2 separate regions of the Homo sapiens genome follow, and region 1 is linked to region 2. A link is a contact called in ENCODE Hi-C data. All regions are on one chromosome and are shown on one strand. Each heading gives the region's core, a stretch centred on a gene start or an enhancer-like site at or near the end of the contact. The rest is flanking DNA. Distances are from core to core; before and after follow the strand shown. Region 1 overlaps ARSJ (arylsulfatase family member J). Region 2 overlaps ARSJ (arylsulfatase family member J).

What was found. Hi-C counts contacts between places; a loop is a spot of excess contacts on that map. Pooled maps may share reads with other maps.
Region 1: a map of naive thymus-derived CD4-positive, alpha-beta T cell shows a loop between it and region 2 (5-fold over the local background). The contact joins two enhancer-like sites. A Hi-C loop is called at or near these places in 3 of 168 maps with a recorded cell type or tissue (CD4-positive, alpha-beta memory T cell, CD8-positive, alpha-beta T cell and naive thymus-derived CD4-positive, alpha-beta T cell) and 6 of 50 pooled maps.

What each region holds. Positions count from the first base shown.
Region 1 is chr4:113,950,051-113,952,854 of GRCh38, forward strand. The region is part of intron 1 of ARSJ (arylsulfatase family member J); the gene reads right to left. Among named protein-coding and RNA genes, the nearest start is that of ARSJ, 28 kb to the right of the region's middle. Within about 2 kb of position 1,453, at least 2 of the 41 ENCODE cell types and tissues checked have a DNase peak (open chromatin) inside an H3K27ac peak, as active enhancers do.
Region 2 is chr4:113,900,609-113,903,510 of GRCh38, forward strand. ARSJ (arylsulfatase family member J) reads right to left here. Exons shown (of 2, transcript NM_024590.4): 2 at 1-2,902. The coding sequence ends at 1,666. Among named protein-coding and RNA genes, the nearest start is that of ARSJ, 78 kb to the right of the region's middle. Within about 2 kb of position 1,548, at least 4 of the 41 ENCODE cell types and tissues checked have a DNase peak (open chromatin) inside an H3K27ac peak, as active enhancers do.

The DNA of each region.
Region 1 (2,804 bases), core at 203-2,702, 49 kb after region 2:
ATAGAAATAGATGCTATACAGATGTAAGCTATATGGTTCTCGGGAAATAAAATGAAGTTCTAATAAAATGTACTGAAAAGTGATTACACGGCCCTAATAATGTGGGACTGTCTGAAAGGAGAAACCTGTTTCTGAAAGAACAGCTTCTCCTTTTCCCTCCCTTTGAAGTGATTTCAGCTGCCCAGAGCTGCCCTGAAGGAAATCCATCATAGAAAAGAAAGAATAGTCCTATTCTAACCCTCCCCCTTCCTTTTATGCTCCCCTAATACCTGCCTCTGCTGCAACCTCATCATTGCTTTATGACTGGCTGGTGAAGGGAAAAGCTATTCCTAGCATAGCAGATGTAGGAAGCCCCATCCAGATGAGCCCTGGAGCTGGCAGTAGGTTTGGTTTGGTAATGAGGAAACAGCTCAAGAGAAGCATGGGAAAGGGACATTGAACTATTCACTGAGAAACATTATCCAACAGTTGTGAGACAAATCTTGAAAGAGAGAGAAAGAGGGAAAAAGGGTGAATATAAGATGAGGGAAAGGGAAGAAAGAGAGGGAGAGGAAGAGGGGAGAGATAGTAATTTTGCTTCAAAAGGCCTGCAAATTCTGGAAGTATATAAATTCTGTTTGGTTTTGTAATGTGAATATTAAAATATTACACATCAGCCCCTTAAACTTATGCTAAAGTGACTGTATTCTCTTTATTTTTATAGCTATTAAGTCTTGCACATTAAGAGCGTATGCTTTCCTGATTATACCGTGACTAGGCATAAGAATGGGAATTATTTTCTCTGGAGTTTGTTATGAGGCAGCACCCTATTCTTAAAGAAATTTGCATACAGTTGAAGCACTGGTATACTGACGTGGTGTCCTGTTGTTCTGTTTATGGCACCAAACACTGCCAACACTGCCCAAGACTAAGAATTGGGAGAAAGGATTGGGAATAAAGGGAAATAAATGGAAGTTTTAAAAATGCTTGAAGAAACAAATAGAAACCAGAATCATAAAAGATAAAGATTTATGAGAAGGCATTAGAAACCCAGGGCAGTACAGCTATAAAGGCCCATACTTGTTACTTAGTAGTACAGCTGTCAAAAATGCTTCCAATATGGGGAAGTTCAATATCTCACCAGACAGCTCATTTTATTTCTGAAGAGTTTACTAATATAAGGTTCTCATTTGGATTAATCCAGGCTCTTCTTGTCTGGAATCTTAACAAATCTGGAATCTCTTCTATGTTAATGTTCTTCAAATATGTGAAGACAGTTACCACGTTTCTGAGTTGTTTCAGTTATTTCAGCCAATCCTCATGCTCTCTGGTTGCCAGATCTCCTTGGCACACACTTCAGTGTGTCAGTGTCCCTCTTACAATCTGGCACTTTGAATTGAACATAATCCTTCAGATGTGGTCTGGACAGTGTAAAGTTCAATGGGACTACTCCCTTTCTTGATCTGAAGTCGACACTTTATTAAGACTCACACGAGCTTATTTGGCAGCACGTCATACTGTTGGCACACGGTGAACTTGCAGGCAGCTAAAACCCCAAGTTATTTCTTTTTTCTATATTCACTGTTCTTAAGCCAGTTGTCCTCTCTCGTAGAAGAGGAGTTTATTTTATGAATCTACAGAGAGAATGTTTTGTTTCTTGACGCCTTCTCTCATTCTTCCTGCTCTTTAAAGATCTAGAAGATACTTAATTTTGTCCTTCAATATGTTAGCTATCCCTCCTGTTAATTCTGGTAAATATGTGTCTTCATCTGAATCATGCGTTTAAGAGTTTGAGGGGACAGAACTAACTCAGAACAAAGCCTTATAAATTGTTATTGAATAACTGCCCTTAGGTTAACTTTGATTTGTTACTCAATTCCCTTTTTAATGTCACGTTCAACTTTTTACTTATCATTCAGTTTATTTTTTTTCTGATTAAAAGGATTGTCTTTTCTACAAGGCTTGTTGAAACTGAGACATAGCATATGTATAACCTCCCCGGATTTTGCATGCTGGAAGAAATTTACTTTTCTTTTTCATTTTTTAAGAGACAGGGTCTCACTATATTGCCCAAGCTGGAGTGCAGTGACCATTCACAGGTGCATTCATAGTGTACCGCAGCCTTAAACTCCTGGCCTCAAGCAATCCTCTCATCTCAGCCTCTCAAGTAGCTGGCACCACTGCAAGAAATTTAAGTGATATATTTTGGGCTTGAATTATTTTCAAACAATTTAAGACCACTTCTAATAATCACCAATTCCTGTAGTAACTTACTGAATAAAAACCAACTTCCCAGCCAACTTGATTTTTTAAAATCAGGGAACCACAGTCAACCTATTAATTAGTTTTATTTCTAAAATCCAGACTTCTCTCTTTTTTGACATTGAGATACTAGTCTTCCATATCCTTGCTTTTTATGAGTCTTCAATGAATGCTTTAAAATATTTTCATACGCATATCAATATTTAAAATATGGCATGTAATGTAATGCACTCTGGGTTCTCAATTTAGCGAACTGTTCCTACAGTCTGTTAACCCATGAAACCAAGCGCTTTAATACAAGGTTAAACGCTTGGGTGAGGTAATGCTGAAAGCAGTCACTAGAGGGAAATAGAGGGCTGAGAACTAGGTACAGGAATGGTCGACCCCTGGTTAGAAGGACCAAGAGAACGATAGGCTGGAGAAGGCTAAACCTCTGTAGAAGAGGCTACTCTCAGGTTTACCCCGAAATTCCACTTTAGATATGGTTCACATAAGAACAGAGATAGAGCTGGGACGCAATCAAGACAGATCAGCCAGTCAGCACTCAGTTGGAAGACACATCA
Region 2 (2,902 bases), core at 298-2,797:
CCACCACACACATTTTCAGATCACAGTTATAACTTCAAAGATCATAATTCTAGCTATCTGTGACTTTTCAAGTGTATACTGTAAGCTTCAAGGCCTCTGCATTAGGAGAGGGCACTTCAAAGAAAACACCAGGGTCTACAGGATCCACACCAATCTATGCTCATTGATGACCCATGATAAACTTCATTACTGATAATACTCCTTTAATTCTCCTCATGACGTTTGCATGTGGGGTTTCCAAGCAAGGTTACCTACTCCAGGCAGGATCCGTATCTTCCATTTCTCTGTATCTCCCCACAGTGTCCACTTTGTATAAGAGTAAGTTTATTACTTTTAATGGGAAAAACCGCAACTAGTTTTGCACCAACCTAATATAAATGTTAGTTATTATTATGGGAAAATCTTTCTCCATGTCATAGCCAAGGGGAAGCATCTATCTGTAAAATCATATTATATTACTGTGGTTGTTAGCAAACCATTCCTTCAATTGCCTATTAGTAAAGATTTTTATTTTTTAGGACCAATGATACAATTTTAGCTAGAAGTTAGATCAGAAAAGCCACAGTAAATTTTCTAGTGCCATAAAGTAAATCATTTTAATAATTAAGATACATAAATAGTTTATGATAGAAACAATAAAGTTGTCTCAACTCTGCACAAACATTGAATTTCCAAGTAATTTGTAAGGAATATATTCATCTTATTACATTCAAAATCTTGGTTGAACAATGACGATTATAAAGTTTTCTGAATGATGTTTTTTATAGTCTGAATTCACACAGTATTACATTAATTTATAGTATTACAGTGCTTGGTAATTTGAAGAAATGAAATAAAATTATTCTAATGGTATGCAGGAAATAAAAATAAAATAAAGTCATTTGCATAACTTTTTATAAAAACAACAAAATATTTTTCTGTAAAAATAAATTAGGTTTTTTATACTGAAATGTTCTTCTAGTAAAGTGTTTAGAAAATAGTTACATTCATTGTGGGCAGTGTGCTCAAACATTCTTATTTGCCATTCCCTCACGCATGGTAAAATGAGGTGCAAGCTGTTCACATGTGAGAAAAACAGCTTTTCACAGGAAAAGAAACATATATATATATATAAAATAGAATTAATTAAAAAACCCAAGTGTCATATGACAGACATACAAAAATTCACCAAGAAAATATATTCTTCAAGGCCTTTGAGGTGACACAATCTTTGACTGTAATTTATCAAAGGTAGTTTTAATCATGCTACCCTGTAACTTCCATCAAATTAGCATGCTTGCGGATGGTATACCCTGTAACTTCCATCAAATTAGCATGCTTGCGGATGGTAGGTTATTGTTCTCCTCCTATAATTCAAAGCAGTGTTTGGTCAGTTGACTGAAGCACAGCAGTGGAACTCAGGACTCACCACGTTTTCTAAAGGAGCAAGAGAAATAAACATCTCCACTCTCTCTAAGTGTGGCTTGCAAGAGTAGCACCTTGGCACTGAGCAGGACAGTTTTCAGTGTGGCGGCCAGGTGGCAGAAGTCTCTGGAGTGGCACAGCATGAAAACAAGCCTGACGCTTAGGCCAGCGATATTATCGAGCCAAATTTGCTGGTTTACCTAGGAAACAGATGAAAGATAAGAACTGATTAAAGTTTAACCAAACAGGAAATATTTGTGCTTATCCACAAGTAACACCTGAATGGCAAGTTGAACCTGAGACTGCTTTCTGCTGTTTCTTCTTCTTTTTTTTGCTTTTCTTTTGCTTTTTCTCAGCCTGATTTTTGCTTGGCTTCTTTTTCTTGGTTTCCTCTTTATACCATGGTCCCCAGACCCCTCCATTGAGCCTAGGGTTACTTCTGGGGTCTTTGGGGGGATACCTGACCGGCACTGCAGTTTTGTTGAACTGTGAGAGCCTCCGTAGGAGCTTCTTCACGATTCCTGGATACCTGTTAGATAGGTCCACCCTCTCATATGGGTCGGCTGTGATGTTGAAAAGCCATACACTTTTGCCAGTTGACAAGGTGATCCGTTCATTGTGCCACCGGTTCGGTCCCAGGTTGCTGAAAGACTGAGGGGGGACCCAGTCGCTGTAGCCAGGATTTCCTGTAAGCAATTTCCAGTGCTGCACTCTGATGGCTGACTGGATTGCAGTGTTCCAGATCCCATAGCCTGCTGCCCAGGAGCCATTTTTTGCCTTGGTGTATATGGGGTCAATGTTATGCAAAATATCTACTCGGGGTGAGCGAAGACCCTCACTTATGGTCTCCCAGATATCATAGCCATCTAGTTGAATGTCCTCATCAATCTGTCCTTCAGCCAGTGAAATGAGAGTGGGGTACCAGTCAGTGATGTGCACAAGTTCCTTACACACTGTTCCCTTGTTTTTCAGAAGTGGGCTATGCACAAAGCCTACAGCCCGGATCCCTCCTTCCCAATATGTTCCTTTGCTACCTCTGAGAGGCCAGTTACTCCCTCCTGCCGTAGGCTGGCCACCATTATCTGAAGAGTAAATGATAATGCTGTTGTTATAGAAACCATAAGTCTTTAGAGCCAATGTCACGTTGTTGATTGCTTCATCTAAGCAGGAAAGCATGGCAGCATATCTCCTCCTGTTTATGTTGATAATGGATCGGTAGTGTTCGAAATACCTGCCAGGAGCTTGCAGTGGTGAATGAACAGCTTGATAGGCAATATATAAAAATATAGGCTTTGTGGGGTTATGGGAAGCTAAGATTTGCTGTACTCTCTGAGTGTACATCTGTGTGGAGTATATGCCATTGTCATAGTCCCAGGCAGCATTGTCGTTTTCATACAAGTCATAGCCACACATCCCAGGACTGTCACATTTGTAGTGTGTATAGTAATCCCCACTTCCCAAAAGGGAACCAAAAAAGGTATCAAATCCTCTTCTGGTG